2 separate regions of the Mus musculus genome follow, and region 2 is linked to region 1. A link is a loop called in an ENCODE intact Hi-C map of the cell type or tissue named here. Cell type or tissue: left cerebral cortex. All regions are shown on one strand. Each heading gives the region's core, and the rest is flanking DNA. Links, peaks and the distances in the headings are about the cores only. Region 1 holds the start of Cox16 (cytochrome c oxidase assembly protein 16). Region 2 holds the start of Gm20498 (predicted gene 20498).

What was found. Peaks named below come from ENCODE experiments on the same cell type or tissue, not always from the same donor. Only the 100,000 strongest peaks of a DNase experiment are listed, where the experiment ranks them.
Region 2: a loop joins it to region 1, with 2.4 times the contacts of the local background. A loop is called at or near these places in 11 of 42 quality-filtered maps.

What each region holds. Positions count from the first base shown.
Region 1 is chr12:81,480,091-81,488,902 of GRCm38, reverse strand. Gm20498 (predicted gene 20498) reads left to right here. Exons shown (of 6, transcript NM_001309848.1): 4 at 7,901-7,972. Cox16 (cytochrome c oxidase assembly protein 16) reads left to right here and starts at 3,766. Exons shown (of 4, transcript NM_001309809.2): 1 at 3,766-4,006; 2 at 7,901-7,972. The coding sequence starts at 3,938. In left cerebral cortex, for the core only: no CTCF peak of the experiment used is centred there; DNase peaks (open chromatin) are centred at 3,111, 3,824, 3,986 and 4,964; H3K4me3 peaks cover 1,920 bases; H3K27ac peaks cover 1,686 bases.
Region 2 is chr12:81,527,588-81,536,399 of GRCm38, reverse strand. Gm20498 (predicted gene 20498) reads left to right here and starts at 3,489. Exons shown (of 6, transcript NM_001309848.1): 1 at 3,489-3,684. The coding sequence starts at 3,621. Synj2bp (synaptojanin 2 binding protein) reads left to right here and starts at 3,489. Exons shown (of 4, transcript NM_025292.7): 1 at 3,489-3,684. The coding sequence starts at 3,621. In left cerebral cortex, for the core only: no CTCF peak of the experiment used is centred there; a DNase peak (open chromatin) is centred at 3,481; H3K4me3 peaks cover 2,054 bases; H3K27ac peaks cover 716 bases.

The DNA.
Region 1 (8,812 bases), core at 361-8,360:
ATAGATTTTTAGTATTCTCTATAGGATTCAGAGACACACTAATGTTTGACAGTCACTAGTACAGAACAGCAAGATGACTTGGGGTAATGGTTCTTGCCACTAAGTCTGACAACCTGAATGGTGAAGGACACACACACACACACACACACACACACACACACACACACACACAGCACTGAGACAGAGGTATTAATGTGGAAAAGAATTGTTTGTCTTAGCTACTTTTATATTGCCGTGACAAAACACCATGATCTAGATAACATATAAAACAAAGTTTAATGGCAGCAGACAAGCATGTATAACACTGGAGCAGTAGCAGAGAGCTTACCTTTGATCCACAGCAGAAGATATATCTTGGGAGGGGAGGGGAAAGGAGAGAGGTCGGGAGGAGGAAGGGCAAGAGTGAGACTGGCATTGGGTTTTGAAACCTTAAAACCCATTCCTAGTGACACACCTCCTCTGACAAGTCCATACCTTCTATTCCTCCTCAAACAGTTCTACCAACTGGGAACCACATATTCAAACATTTGAATCTATGGGGTTGCTTCTCATTCAAGGACTTAAGGCTCTAACATAATGTTTCCCACAAGGACTAAAGACAAGCTTAAGGTTTACAATTTAAGAGGATCCATGAAATATCCATAGAAGCCACTATCAATTAGATAATAGTCAATTCTACAGGAAGGAATATCTGTACTACTTGACAGAGTATAACCTTGGATAAGCTTGTTACCTTTCACTAATGTGGATATATACTTATATGAAAAGGATAGCATATTACTGATAATAGCACTATCTAGACTATATGTGTATGATTAATCCCATTATAAATCACTAGCTGGGTGCAGGGCTTTGATGGAATATGACTCAGAACGACGATGGTCTTCTATGTAGTGAGGAGGTCAGAAAATGCCCAGAGTTTTGGAGCCAGGCCCCTTGATTTGTAATATCTGTTGAAGTGAGAACACACTTAAGTAATATGGACACTGGATGAGTTTTGAAATGTCATAGGAAATGAATTTAAGGTGAAAGTTGATGCTGTGTAAGTGCTATACACTTCACACTATTTTAATAAATCTTGTAGTCCCTTATGGTTTCATCTTTGTACAGAGAAGATTTTTCAAAACAACAGAAAGATGTCAATCCAAGGCTAGGTATAATGGCATACACCTGTAATCCTAGTGCTCCTGAAGCAGGCAGATCAGCACAGTCAACCAAGAACGATAAACACCAGCTTTGAAGGAGACACCCTTCATAATTTATAGCACCCCTGTTATTAGAGACCTATCCTGTCAATCCTAAATTCTGATCCAAAGTAATTTTAGTATATCTACAAAATTTTCTTCTAATACTTCTAACTGTGTTGTTTAACCTCTCAGTTTAAAACTGCTCACCCTTATACTACTTGATTCACACATTTGCAGATCTCTAATCTACAGTCAAGTGAAGACACAGGGGAGGGAAGGGATTGACAAAAAGTCTTGCTTTAAGAAATGTTGTCGTGGACACATCAACGTTTCCTTTGATTTAATGCAAATTACGTCTTTCCCCCAATATTAATATTCAAACTCTGAAATACTGTAGCTATCCTCCTGTTTACTTGTTTGTATGCTACTAACAATAGTGACACTTTTATACACTAACACAATACACAGTGTGCCAAGTTATAAGTCAAAGGCTATGGAGCTCTGAAGAGGGAATAATTTATGTTGCCTATAGAGTACAGTGGACTTCAAGTACTATGGGAGTGTGTAAATTGGAGGTGTGTAAATTCATGGCATATTCAGTAAGGAATATTAGTATGGAATGAAAAGTGGCAAAACCAACCAACTAAACAAAAACACCACCACAACAAAACAGCACCACACTGTAGTCTTCTAACAAATAATTTTAAACTTGCTCTGAAAATTGTAGAGACAGAGAGGATCTTTTAATTATGTATAAACCTGTCTTTCCAGTGCTGTGTGAGATTAAGATCATTCAGTCTCCCCTTTGCCTTTATGCCCTCTTTCCCCCTGACATAGATGTTATCCTAAGCTTAAGGAGATACGTAGCTTCTCCTGTGGTTACTTGTGAGGCTACTCCCAAAGCATTTCAGTGGCATCAGAGAGACAGAGGCAGAGGCAAAGGTTTTCTCTGTCTCTTCCTGGAAAAGACAAGGCAGGTGTTTTGTTCATCCAAACTATCATACTTTCTAGTTTGTGTCCCTATTAGATGACCTGTTTCTTCTTTTTTGTTTCTGTGTTTCTTGACTCATCCAGAGGCACACAAACAATGAAAAACAAGTGTTCATTCATTAAGTATAGGACTTCATGAAATTCGCAGGCAAAAAAAAAAAAAAAAAAAAAAACCTAGACTATATCATCTTGAGTGAGGTAATCCAGTCACAAAAGAACACACATGGTATACACTCACTGATAAGTGGATATTAGGAAAAAAAGCTTGGAATATTCATGATACAACTTATACAGACCATATGAAGCTCAAGAAGAAGGAAGACCAAAGTGTGATGCTTCAGTCCTACTTAGAAGAGGGAACAAAATAATCATGGGAGATAGAGGGTGGGAAGGTTGGGAGGAATAAAGGAAGGGGAGAAGAAAAAAAGGGGGGGCAGGGTCAGGTGGGAAGAAACAGGGGAGATGTACAGAGCCAGGATCAGGGAACTGAACAGAAAGGTGTGTTGCAATGGGAGATGAACAGGAGGTAGCCAACAGAAGGTCCCAGACACCAGGAAAGCAAGAGGTTCCCAGGACCCAATGGGGATGACATTAGCTGAAATACCCAACAAAGGGGAGGGAGAACCTGTAGAGACCATATCCAGAGGTTAGACATGACCCCCAGTTGAGGGATGGGGCCACCCACTTTTCTCAAAAATTTTAATCCAAAATTGCTCTTGTCTAAAGAAAATATAGGGACAAAGAGTGGAGTAGAGACTGAAGGAAAGGCCATCAGAGACTGCCCTACCTGGGGATCCATCCCATATGCAGCTACCAAACCTATTGTTGATCAATACCCATACAGCCATCACTATTGCCGATGCCAAGAAGTGCTTGTTGCAAGGAGCTTGATATAGCTGTCTCCTGAGAGGCTGTCAGAGCCTTACCTATACAGATGTGGATGCTCACATCCAACCATCGGACTGAGAACAGGGACCCCAATAGAGGAGTTGGGGAAGGACTTGAAGGAACTGAAGGGATTTGCAACCCCATAGGTAGAACAACCAATCAGATTCCCCAGAGCTCCCAGGGACTAAACCACCAACCAAAGAGTATGCGTGGAGGGACCTATGGCTCCAGGTGCATTTGTAGCAGAGGATGGCTTTATCTGGTATCCATTGGAGGAGAGGCCCTTGGTCCTCTGAAGGCCTGATGCTCCAGTGTAGGAGAATGCTAGGGCAGTGAGGTGGGAGTCGGTGGGGGAGCACCCTCAAAGAAGCAGAGAGTAAGGAGTAGGATAGAGGGTTTGCGGAGCAGAAACCGGGACGGGGGATAGCATTTGAATTGTAAATAAATAAAATAATAAAAAATTTTAAAAAGTTCAGTTACAACTGATGAGCCACGACTTAAAATGTGTTCATTAACCTGGTGCTACTTGTGCATTAGCTTAAAAACCAACCCCGCCCTTTATCTGAGTTTCTTGAGTCGCAGAAGTCAAGATCCAGAATATGCGAATTACAGATTTTCCAAATCGAAAAACCCAATTGCACCCGGCGTATCCTGAGGTCACGGAACCAGAGCTCAGAAGCCTCGACTTCCGGGGGAGGGAGGAAGCAGAAGTGCGTTAAGGCCAATCGTTTCCGTTTGCCTCGGGGAGGCTTATCAGGCGTGGACCTGGCACCCAAAGCCTGCGCTGAGTCTACAACTTCGCCTGAGACGTGTTGCGGGCCGCGCTGGGCTCGCTCTGGAAGCGGCTGACTAAGCAGGCCGCACCTTCTGCCATGATTGCGCCCGCTGTGTTGCGAGCTCTGCGTAAGAACAAGACTCTACGCTATGGAGTTCCCATGTTGGTGAGCGGCTGTGACGGGAGCAGGGGCTGCGAGTCCGGAAGGGGCGGGCCCTCTTTGGCTGAGTGGCGTATTGGTGCTGTCTTTCGGATACTGCTGACTAGGGGGTCTGTGGGAGCCACCGGAGCTTTGAGGTTTTTGTTTTTGTTTTTAAGTTCACGCTCAAAAGTGTACCTCGGGTCCCGCCATCCCCCACCCCCCGTTTCCTTTCCCTTCGTGAACGCGCGTGTTACTATCCCCGTTTTACAGTACCTTTCCTGGGTTAAATGTTGAGATTTTGCAAGAAGACTAATCAAATGTCTTCTTTAATAATTACATTCATTTGTAGTAATTATGTTCATAATTTGTTGTTTGATCATTGTTAAGTTAATTTGCTTTAGCATATTACGATATAAAAGAAAATAAACAAAAACTTTTAAAAATACAAGACATTTTTCTTGGTGTGGTTCTTGGCACGTGTGAAGTGCCTTTTGTATTTAAGCACTGCTAAAAGAAAGGTTGATTTTAGAAACGTAATATGTTTTTTTAAGTCGTCTTTGATGTGTCTGGATCTTGTTTTGATAATTAGGGAACTCTGCAATCTGCTTTAAGAGTTTTGGGGTAAGCGTTCGTTTTTATAAAATGACAGCAATTTACAAGGCATATATAAATTTTTTTATTTCTGCAAGTTCCTCTGCCGTTCAAAATCACGGATGTTGCTACTGACTTACCATTTATCACTATGGGAGTCAATTTGATTTTCTTTCAAAATTATAAAAGTCAAGATGTTATGGAAAGAAAAAAAAAATCTCAGGGCTAGGCTTTCTATGTAGACTTAGCACCCTGCCCTATTTTCGGGGCTACCCAGCAGGAAAGAGGCTCCTTTACAAATGGAAATTCCTTTCTTGGTCAGTTTTTAAATGGTCCTATCAGTCTTATGAAGGCACACTCTGGAACTCTGTCTAGAAAAAACTCTTAAGCCTAATTTATTTTACAGATGCCCTTCCAGAAGTTAAGCAAAGAGCACTTTCTATGCCCAATTTGAGAAATCCTCCTCTGAGTTCTGGGTTTCTCCTCTTCTGTTTTATAACGCGCGCGCGCGCACACACACACACACACACGCGCGCGCGCGCGCGCGCGTGCACACACACACACAGCTAGCTAGTCGTTCATTTCTGTTTGCTTTATGCACATACATGTGTGCAAAATAGCATTCTTTTTTATTTAAAATTACTATATAGATTTAATAGATAAGCACTGTGTTTACACCCTTTTCATCCCTACCTCTCCCCCGCCAACTTCTCCTGTGATTCCTTTCTCCCTTTCAGTTTTATGACTTTTAAAAATTAAAATTGTTACATGTTAATTATATATATGTGTGTATATATATAAAATTATATATTATATGTATGTATAAAAGCAGCCATTTTGATTTAGTCTTATGTATCCCAAATAGCATTTTTTTTAAAAGTAGCTAAGAATATTTTATATGTATAATTGTTAAATACAAATTTTTATTGTGGCTGCTGTTTACCTAGAAATCATGGTGGTTAATGAAGGGCCCTAAAACCTAAGAGGTGAATCTCTAGATTGCAAGAGAGGAAACAAGAGGAGAGAATGTTCTTAGAAGAAAAGCATATGGCCCATTTTTCTGATGCAGAAACCCTTTCAGAGAGCAGAGCAGTTCCTCTAATTGAGCCACTAATCTAGTGAACAGAGACTCTAAATCTAATGTTGTTTTTTTGATGATTTTTTTGTTTTGTTTTACTTTTCACCCTTCAACCTGTGTACATGTGCAAGCGTGTGCGCATGCAGGGACACGCAGCACAGGTGCTCTCCCCGTTTCTTACCTTCTGAGTTTATCTAGTTTTTTTTTTTTTTTTTTCATTTTCTTTTTGTCAGAAGTTTTAAAGTTACAACAGTGGAGTTTTGTTGCTTTTATGAACCTCAAATTTTAAATTTCTATTTTATGTTTTTACACTCTTTCTATTTAATTATTTAAGTAGTGATATGGATATCAAGCTTTTTGCTCCTAATTGGCTTAGCTTATTCATCTCTGATGTGAGGATTATAGCCAGCTCACTCTTGGGTAAAATAGCAGTAGCAGTTTGGAAGCTCTCTGAAAGGGTTTCTTCATACAGAAAAATGGGTCATATGCTGCAAGACTCCTTTATAATTTGTTAAGAAAATAAAAGGCAGTGTTTACAAATGTCCAATTTTGTAAAGTCATGAAGTTGAAAGAAATTCTACACAGACAAGGCCAGAGTTTTATTCCCAGGTGTACCCTATGTAGTTATAGTATTAGAAACTCAAGGGAGGAGAGAGGTGGTTCCCTGATTAAGAGTACTTGCTGCTCTTTCAGAGGACTAGAGTTTCCCAGCAGCTGTATCTGGCTGCTCGTGACTGCTTGTAACTCTAGCTCCATGGTACCTGATGTCCTCTTCTGATCTCCACAGTCACCCGCATGTACTGGCACATCAATAGACACATACGTGCACATGTACACGTAAGCGTGCATGTATGGTTGCATGCACAAATACTAAATAAATCTTAAAATTAAAACTTCAAGCAAAACAGATTTTACTGATTCTGTGTGATCAAAGAAGACTCATGAATCAAACAGCACTCAAAACTCAAAGAGGTTTCAAGAGTTCTGTCCTGTTACATCGGCAGGAAATATTTATAGACAAAACAAAACAAGACAAAACCAACCAAACAAACAAAACTAAAAAAATAACTTAATTGGATAGACATTTTTTTTTTTTGACTTGGTTTGATCAGTTAGTTAACAAATGGCATTTCTGTTGGTTTACCTTCTAAGGTTACATACATCTCTAAAGGGATTTAAGTAGAGACAGGTCCACTCCAAACTATATAACAGTAGGCAATCATTTAGTTGGGTGTGTTTTTATTTCCTTTTGAGTTTGGAAGCAGGGGAATCGGAAGTTCAAGGCACATACCAAGTTGAGGGTCATCTTGGTTAATGAGACCCTGTGCCTTAGTTGGTTTCTATTGCTGTGAGGAGATACCATGACCATGTATGGCAACTCTTACAAAGACAAACATTTAGTTGGGGCTGGCTGACAGTTTCAGAGGTTCAGTCCATTGCCTTCATGGCGAGGAGCACAGTGGCATGCAGGCAAACATGCTGCTGGGGAAATAATTGGAGAATTCGACTTCTAGACCTTCAGGCAGCAGGAAGAGAGAGCCTTCTAGGCTCTGACACCTCAAAGATCATCCCCAGTGTGATACTTCTCCATCAAGGCCACACCTCCTAATCCTTTCAAACCTTGTGAATCTCTGATAACTAAGCATTCAAATATATGAGCCCTTGGGGGCCATTCTTATTCAAATCACCGCACTCTGTCTCAAAAAAAAAAAAAAAGTAAACAAGAAAAGTCAAATACATATGTAGTATTGATTTATGACATCAGTTACAATCTTATAATTTTTCCAGGATAGTATAGTGGCCTCCCTTTCTGACATTTCACTTGCTGCATCTTGTCTGTTGTTTAAAAAAAAAAAAAAAAAAAAAAAGAGAAAAATCTCATGGATTATTTCAGATGCAAGTAATTCAAATGGCATTTATTGCAATATATTATCATTGTTGTACTTTATTACTAGTTATTGTTGCTAATCTTATTGTGCCTATTTTGAAAATTAAACTTTGCTATATGTATTTATGTATAGAAAGAAAACAGTGTATTTAGGGTTTAATATTTGTTCAGGTTTCAGGTGTCACTAGAATGCATTTGAAGGTAACCCCCACCACATTTACTTTTAAGAAAATGAGTAATAATTTTCTAGGAAATATAATCTATAGGTTGTTTATATGCTGTCTAAGGCATTGTTTAACTGAATGTAGCTAGTCAGAGTTGACCTTCTAGTTCATGTAGCTATTCCCTTCCTTTGTTTCAGTTGCTGGTTGTTGGAGGTTCTTTTGGTCTTCGTGAATTTTCACAAATCCGGTACGATGCTGTGACAATTAAGGTAAGAACTATAATTGGTGTTTGGCTTGTGTAGGAGAATTTCATGCTCATTTCACTTAGCAATTTTAATCTGTTTTGTCTTGCAAACCCAATAGCTGGTCTTTGCACCTTTTCTTGTTTAGAGTATCACTAATGTGAGTCCGTGCAAGTGAATCATATGAAGCATTCAGGAAAAGGTCTCTGTATTTACTTGTAACATTGTTGTTTCTCTCCCCAAATATTCTCAGACGTAGTTGTTTTTGGATTCTTATGGAATTTAAGAACACAGTTTTCCTCTCTAATTATAAATGAGCTATTCTATTGTAACTGCCAGTGATGTTATAAGTATATTGCCATTTCTCATTGGTAATTGATACTAAAATAAAATATTTTATTATAAATGAAGACACCTATCTTTTTTTATAGCATCTGTATTATTGTAGGAGTGAGTATACTAGGACCTCCATTTTACAGGTGTGGAAAAAAAGGTCCAGACAGCTATACTATCCTGCGTATAGTAATGTGTGTACACCGGACAGAGCTAGGATTTGTACCCTCTGTAATTACACTTTCACTCTTAAATTTGTGCTGTCTGTTACATAAGATGTCTGGTTTATTAACTGAGAAATGTCTTGTAATTTGGGGAGAGGGAACACATACCTGATAGTTGAAGACTTTTCTAAATAATATATAATGTACCATTATATGCTGGAACAAGTATTGTTCACTGTGGTAGTGGACTCTCCATTGCTGTATCCCCACCAGGTACTACATACTGCTAAGTATGTAGTTTAAGTACATGTGAATAGGACAGTCTTTGATTTGCCTATCTATCTTGTGCTTTGTAACAAGAGAGTTTAGC
Region 2 (8,812 bases), core at 415-8,414, 47 kb before region 1:
GTGACACACTTCTCTGACAAGGCCACACCTTCTAATAAAGCCTCTCCCTGGGTCAAGCATATTCACAGAAATCATATGATTTCTTTTCTTTCAGTTTGTTTATATTGTTGGATAATGTTGATGGATTTTTGTATATTGAACAAACCCTACTTTCTAGTGGATGAGTGAGGATGCTTGAATTTCACTTAGAAGGGGAAATAAAACAGTCATAGGAGGCAGATGGAGGGAGGGAACTGTGTGGGTGAGGGGATGGGGAAGGGGATGGGAGGTTCAGGATTGAGTGTGGGGACAGGCAGGAGAGATGGCCAGATCATCACGAGAACCAATGCAAATCTGCAACTGATGAGGGTGGGAAGGTGTATGTGGGGGAACTTGTGGACATGCTAGAGACCTGGGGTAGACTTGTTTAAGAATCAATGGGGATGACCTTAGCTCACAGCATTTGATATATGGAACCTGAAGAGACCACCTCCTGTAGCCAGGCAAGAACCCCAGTGGAGTGATAGAGACACCAACCCAGCCACAAAACCTTTGACCCAAAATTTAACCTGCCTACAAGAAACGCAGGGACTGGAGATGAAGCAGAGACTACAGAATGACCAAGCAATAAGTGGCCCAACTAGAGACCCATCTCATGGGCAAGCACCAATCCTTGATACTATTAGCGATACTCTGTCATGCTTGCAAACATGAGTCTAGCATGGATGTTCTCTAAGAGGCTCCACCCAGTAGCTGACTCAGATGATTGCAGAGACCTTCAGCCAAACAGTGAATAGAGCTTGAGGACTCTTATGGAAGAGTTGAGGGAAGGCTTGTGGGCTCCAAAGGGGATGGAACTCCATAGGAAGGCCAAAAGTGTCAACAGACCCAAGCTCTCAGAGACTGAACCACCAACCAAAGAGCATACATGGGCTGGACTTAGGTCCCCTTGCACATATGGAACAGATGTGCAGCTTGGTCTTCAACTGGAATGGATGCTATCCTAAAAGCTGTTGCCTGTCTGTGGGATATATTCTTCTAGCTGGGCTGTCTTGTCTGGCTTCAGTGGGAGAGGATGCACCTAGCCCTGCAAAGACTTGATGTGCCAGGGTGGAAGGATAACCAGGGGGGCCTCCACCCTCTCAGAGGAGAAGGAGAGGGGGCATTGGGGAAGGACTATGGGAGAGGGTAACCAGAAATGGGGGCAGTGATCAGGCTGTAAAGTGAATAAAAGTAAAACAACAACAACAGCAGCAGCAGCAGCAGCAGCAGCAACAACAACAACAACCCTACAACTAAATCTAACCAAGGAAGTAGAAGGAAAACTTTAAATCTCTGAAGGAAGGAATTCAGGGAGCTACTAGAAAACAGAAAAACTATCCATACTCATGAATTGGTAGAATATTGTGAAAATGATAATTCTATCAAAGGCAATGTACAGATTCAGTGCAATCCCAGTCTCTCAAAGTCCACCCCCACAGTGACACACTTCTTATAACAAAGCCACACCTCATAATAGTGCCACTCCCTAGGCCAAGCATAAAACATCACAGATGAGGATTAGAAAACAAAGCACTCAAAAGATAGTAAGGGACAATAAAAAGCATGGCTATGTGTTCATTGCTTTTAAAGTAGTTATCTATGAGGTTTACGTGGAGTTTGAAGTCACTGTCTTACTAGTAGATGGTTGTGGAGGGGCACCTGACAGGTACAGTTGACAGAGTTGAGGTGTAGTTCTACAAATAAAGGAAGGTAGGACATGTTACACGTGGTTTAAGATTCTCAGGCAATTTCTAGAGAAAGGAATGAAGTTCCTGTCCACCTAGAGCCATACACATTGAGGTTTTAGGCTTAGGACATTGACAATTTTATATACATTATCTATGCAGGGAAGAAATATTAAGTCTATGTCAGCAGCCTTTACAGCAAATGCTGCTCAATGTGCTAGAATGCTTGCTCAGTTGGCAAGAGTTTTTTTTTTTTTTTAAATGGGTAATTTTTTCCTTCCTTCCTTCCTTCCTTCCTTCCTTCCTTCCTTCCTTCCTTCCTTCCTTCCTACCTTTTCTTTCTTAATATGTAAGTACACTGTAGCTGACTTCAGACACTCCAGAAAAGGGTATCAGATCTTGTTACAGATGGTTGTGAGCCACCATATGGTTGCTGGGATTTGAACTCATGACCTTTGGAAGAGCCGTCAGTGCTCTTACCTGCTGAGCTATCTCAGCAGCCCGGCAAGAGATTTTAATCAGACCTGGAGATGACAGGATCCTTCTCCCCTCATGCCTCAGGTTCCCTGCCTTCTTGTCCTGTCTCATTCCTATAGAATCCACCTCTGACTTGTTTTAATAAACCTGAGTTGCTGGCTTGGCTTTTAGCCATAACTTTGAATACCATAGTCTGATTATGCAGTCTTTGATTCTCTTAACACCACAGGAGTCCCTTGAGTCACCATACATATTTATGGTCACCTTCCTGGTCCTTAAGGCCTTTGTAGTTTTGATACCTGAAAGTTTCTTCACCTCTGTTTGGAATGTCCGATCTTAAAAGTCAAGATGGGCTGGAAAGTCACATCTTAAGTCTTGCAATCATTTTGTGAAAAGGACATTTCACCTCCTTTTGCTTGGAGGATTTTTCTTGAACAAGCCTATGATTATCTTTCCTCTGTATATGTGTACACATTTCTTAAGTTAGATAGGCCTATTATTAAATGCAAGCCAGGGATATATACATCTATTTAAAAGTTAAGTAAGAGTCTTGTCAGGTCTAAGTTAAGAAATCTTGTGCATAAGGCCCTGGAAAACAATGCTCTCAGATGTAAATATCAGGGAAATCCTCACTTCCTGTCATGTGTGTCAGCCCAGGTGCCTTGCTTTAAGCAGTGAACACTTGCTTGATGAGAGAGAGAGAGAGAGAGAGAGGGGGGGGAGGGGGAGGGGGAAGGGGAGGGGGAGGGAAAGGGAGTGGGGAGGAGGAGGAGGGGAGGGGGAGAAGGAGAGATGGGGGGAGGTTTCATTTTTTTATTTGGATACATTTTATTAACTAACACGGGGACTGCTAACGAAGGAACTTGAAGCAGTGTTACCAAGTTTTCTTACATGGGGCATCACATTGGATTTCATCTGTATTGCACAAAAGGTTACAATTTCCCACCCAAGTATGCAATCTCATTAGTACTTTGCCTATGATGCCTTTCATAGAGTGGTTTGAGGCTCATAAAAGATCTCTCTCACACACACACACACACACACACACACACACACACACACACACACACATTTGTAGATATTTTGAGATTTTTATTTAAAATGTCAAACGTATCAATGTAATTCTATCTCATACCATTATTACCCTCTCTCCTTCCCCATGCTCTTCCAGTGTAAGCGAGCATTATACCTCTCTTTGCTCATGGCTCCTCAGGATCGGCCTTGAGAACAGTGCGAGGTACCGGAAAACGCTGGTGGGCTCAGAGAACCACCACTCCCAGCATCCTCCACGTTCCCAGTGCCCGCGGTTTCCTTTTCCGGTCTGACCGCTGAGGAAACTGTAAAAGCTATGCTGGGGAGGCAGCGCGGAGCTTGATTCACCTTCACCTGCTCTGGCCACCCGCTGACCCGGGGTTTCCGGCCGGAGAGCAGTCAGATATGAACGGACGGGTGGATTATTTAGTCACGGAGGAAGAGATCAACCTGACGAGAGGACCTTCGGGTAGGCGCGGGACATGGAGGGAGTAATTGCTGCGTCCCTTGCTTTGGCGGAGCCGGGTTTACCTGGCTGGAGAGCAGGCAGGCCCCGACCGAGCGGCTTCCCAGAACGCTATCGGGCACGGAGCAAAGAGTCCATTGGCATCTTTTGTTAGCTAGATAACGGACCCAAGGACTCTGCCCCATAATCCAGTCGGATTACCACAGGCGTTTATGGCCAGGACGGGTTTCTTGCTGTTGGTGGCAATAGCCAAGACCAGGAAAAAGCCCGCTGTTTAGCCAGCGTGTGGGAGCCGCCGTATCCGTTATTCAGTTGCTTGCTCCATCCTTGTTTCTTCGCCGAGGGCCCGTTCAGGTAAAAACAGGAGCAGCGAACGGCGGTGTGTGTGTGTGTGTGTGTGTGTGTGTGTGTGTGTGTGTGTGTGTGTGTGTTTCTGAGTGTCTCACAGTTTCTCCGGTGCTAGGGTCCCTGCCTGCATTTTTGCGGAATCAATTTACCATATCAACTGGAATGCTAAAGCGGGCGGAGACCTTTTACAGAAGTTTTCAGACCTGGCCACACTTGACCACCATTACTTGGGCGTTTTCGTTTTTACTTTTTAGCAAAATATTGAAATGAAAATGTTGTTTTCTAGTCTCACCTTTAGAAATTTGGATTCAGTGTGGATCAAACAATTCTTGAAACAAACACTTCATGTGATTCTGACAGGAAAATTCCCATTTAGCGTTGCTGTGTGGTCTTCCTCATGGATGCTCATAGCTGGATTACTACATCGTGTCACTGCCTTCCTTAGGCTTTGCAGTTTTCTTTATGGCCTTAACATTTTAGGTTTAGGGTTCACCACTTAGAGCCAAGATTTTTTGTTTTTGTTTTTTGTTTTAAATCTAACATCTTACCAGTTTTTTGTTGTTGTTGCTTTTTTTTTTTTGGCTTGTTTTAATGTATTGGCAGAATAACTTAACTGATGGATTCTTGTAGTTTCTTTTCTGTAACATGGAGACAGTTATGAAATGAAGCGTTTCACATATAGTGTTAGGATGAAGCCACTTGCTCTCTGGAAAATATTTAGGACAATGTCTTGATATATGGTAAGCAGTGTGTATTTGTTACTGTTGTCATTAGTGAGTGAATGGCTAAACTGACTCCAGTAAGTTCTGTTAGATACTGTATTCCAAGAGTTGAATAAATCATTGGTTACTGTGAATTTCTATTCTGATGGCCACTACTTAGCATAGTCTGTTAACTTTCCTTATCTATAAGTTTGCAATAGCTTAATCACTGCTGACTATTCTGTGTAAAGCACAGCTTTCAGAACTAATCATATATTTTGTCTTCCTGTTATGAGAAAATTGGAAGTTGATCATATTTATGGGAATAACTCTCTGCTAATCTTTGTGGTTTATACAGAAGCTTTGCTCTGGGTAGTTCTTTGGGGGTGCTGAGGTAACTTGACAGAAGCTAGAGTTAATCTGGGAAGACCCTTAGTTGAGAAAAAACGCCCCCATCAGATTGCTTGTAGGCACTCCTGTTGGCCATTTCTTTTTTTAAAGATTTATTTATGGCCGGGCGTGGTGGCGCACGCCTTTAATCCCAGCACTCGGGAGGCAGAGGTAGGCGGATTTCTGAGTTCGAGGCCAGCCTGGTCTACAGAGTGAGTTCCAGGACAGCCAGGGCTACACAGAGAAACCCTGTCTTGAAAAACCAAAAAAAAAAAAAAAAAAAAAGATTTATTTATTATATGTAAGTACACTGAAGCTGTCTTCAGACACTCCAGAAGAGGGCGCCAGATCTCGTTACGGATGGTTGTGAGCCACCATGTGGTTGCTGGGATTTGAACTCCTGACCTTCGGAAGAGCAGTCGGGTGCTCTTACCCACTGAGCCATCTCACCAGCCCCCTGTTGGCCGTTTCTTAAGTTGATGATGGAGATGGGAGAGCCCAGCTCACTGTGGGCAGTGCTACCATGGGGCAGGTAGGTGGTCCTGGATTGTACGAAAGCAGGCTGAGTAAGTCATTAGGAGCAAGCCAATAAGTAGTGCGGTTTCAGTTTGTGTCTCCAGGCCTGTGTTGACTTCTCTTCATGATGGTCTGTTTAGGATTCAGTAACTCCTTTCATCCCTTCATGCTTGTATCATGGTGTTTTTTTTCATAGCAGTAGAAACCTAAACTAAACTCAGAAACTTTTGCCCAAGGCTTTTCAATATGCCCAAGTTTCTTGAATCTAATTTTCTTATTTTATTTAATTCTTCAATCCAACTTTGAGATTAACGTAGTAGAGATGGATTTTTATTACATTTGTGTGTCTATGTGTTTTTGTTTGTTTGTTTGTTGGGGAAGGGGCCCGTAGAGGTCAGAGGACAACTTTCAGGAGTCAGTTTTCTCCTCCTATCATGTGGGTTCCAGGGATTGAACTCAGGTTGTCAGACTTAATGGCAAATACTTCCTACCCGCTGAGTTATCTCACCCAGCAGTCTCAGATCTGTAAATAAAAGTCTGTTTTTTTTTAATGTGTTTTTTAACCTTTTGCTAATGAACCCATAGGATCAATGAGATACACATTTCTGATTCCCTTTGCAAATGCATTAAGGCATCTAGTTCTTTAACCTAAATAACCTACCATGATACTACTTTTTGTGATGTTTGAGATTGTCTTCTTGCCACATAGCAAGAACCCAATATACTTGGATATAGAGTCTTAGCTGTGGTATCACAGTATTACCAGGTCTTCTGACAAGAGCAGACTTCTGATATTAATCACAGTATTACCAGGTCTTCTGACAAGAGCAGACTTCTGATATTATTCTTGCTTTAAGCATAAAATTTGACATAATATCATTGTTTAAACTTTTGGGCATTTGAATAGGCATTGTCTAATTTCTAAGCATTGAACTTACAGATCTAAAGTTTCTAGTCTTAGTATTTTCCTTCAAAGATTAGAGCAGGGAAAAGCTTCAAAAGACTAAATAAGAGGAATACTTATAGCTAGTTAACATATTTTTACACAAAAGGGTTTATTTTTGAATTGTATAGTTATTTGTTTAAAAATAAAGTTCCATTGAGTGGTTTCTGGACTTTTTATAAAATATTTTAAAATATTAGTCATTGTCATTAGTCAGGATTCTCTAGAGGAATTAAGTCAATAGAATGAATATCTGTATCAAAAGGGAATTTGTTAGATTAGCTTACATGATAAAGTCTGAGAAGTCCAGCAATGGCTATTTGCACAGTGAAGGCTGAGAGCCTGGTAGCTGCTCAGCAGACCCAACTTGGTGCTGACAATCTGGAGGATGCCTTGAGAGTTACTGGCCTTTAGTCCATATTGGAATCCCAGTGATGAATGGTTCTGATAGCAGGGCAGAAATGTGGCAACAGCAGGAGCAGCAGCAACAGGGTAGACTTACGCACTCACTAACAGGGTGATTAAACTCATCAGGGAAGTGTGAAGGAAGTACAGCTTTAAAAAGCAAGCTTTTTCCCTTGAACTGCCTATCTGGTTGACACTGGAAAGTACTGTCTACAATTTAGGGTGAGTCTTTCCATTTCAGATAACCTCATCAAGAAAATCCTTTATATTTTGTTCATGGCTAATCTCTTAGTTGATTCCAGATCCAGTCAAACTGAAAACTAAGATTAACCATTACAGTGATGTAAATCATTGAACTTGCTGGGAAAAAGTAATTACAAATTTAGGATTAAATTTGGTAAAAAAAAAAAAATCGTTGGAAGTTTGTTGGTTCAGTAAACAAGGAAAGGTTTCAAGTTCCTGCTTATCACTTCCTCATTCCTGGTCTGTGGCACCGTTGGTCTCAGAATCTTCATGGAGATGTCATGGAGAGACACAGGGAATAAGTCAGGAATTACCACTGACAACTTCTAGGTAATTTTGATAGTGTCATAGGAGTCTTTCTTTCTAAAGGAGCAATATAAGAAGCCTCTGATTCGGAGTGTACAATACTGTTTGCAAGCAGCACTGTCTGGTTTGACGGGGTGAATGTGTGTATGATTACTATCTGTGCCAGTATTGTATCAGACAAGAATCTTGGATATTTACAGTTTAGTAAGGCAAATGAACTGAAAACAAATAAGCCCACAATCATAGGAAAGTCACAACAATGAAATGAGTGACTAAGGGGTGAAAAGGAAATGGTATGTAGCTTGGCCTTTGCCCTGTGCTTGCTTCCTCGCCCTAGTAAGGAAAATCTCGGCGGCCTTTGATTTCAGAAGACTGTTTTGCTTTTGTTCTTGGGCTCATTACTTATGTTATTTTAAATAATTTCTATCATTAAAAAAGGATTTAAAAAAATTATCCATATGAGTGTTTTGTCTGCATTTGAATGTGTAATATGTGTACCTGGTATTTACAGAAGCCAGAAGACTGCTAAGGACCCCGGAACTGGTTGTGAGCCATAAGGTGGGTACTGGGAAATGAACCCAGTCCTGCGCAAGGGCAGCAAATGCCCTTAACTGCTGAGCTATCTCTCTGGTCCCCAGGTTTTTGACAATTTTTGATTAGCTGGTAATCTAATGGTCCATTTTTTATCCTCTAGAACAAGACTTGGAGGGTCTCACTTTGTCTCATATCAGATTTAGAGATCTTAAAGTTGTGAAGACTCACTATTCTGAACACTATGACAAGACCAATTTAGCTTTTATTCTCTGTACCAGAGATTGAACAACTGAGTATTCTTAGGGTTCCAGTATCCAAATATAAGGGCTCAATGGGTTTTAGCAATCTGCCATCTTCAGAGAGGAAAGAAGAAATACCCATATCTTTATTGTCTGTAGAGGCCCTTTAAAGGAAGGGATAGTTAGCACAATGCTTTCATAAAGAGTAATTAAGGAAGTATCTTTCTGGAAGTGTACTAATATATATTTTATACTCATTTTTTATGTTTTGTTTAGGCTAAATGAGTATCTGTTTATAGTCACATAGGCTTATTTAGATCTTATAGAATTCTTTTTTTTTTTTTGGTTTTTCAAGACAGGGTTTCTCTGTGTAGCCCTGGCTGTCCTGGAACTCACTTTGTAGACCAGGCTGACCTTGAACTCAGAAATCCGCTTGCCTCTGCCTCCTGAGTGATGACCTTATAGAACTCTTAAATAGTAGGTGTTTAATCCACATTATTAGATTG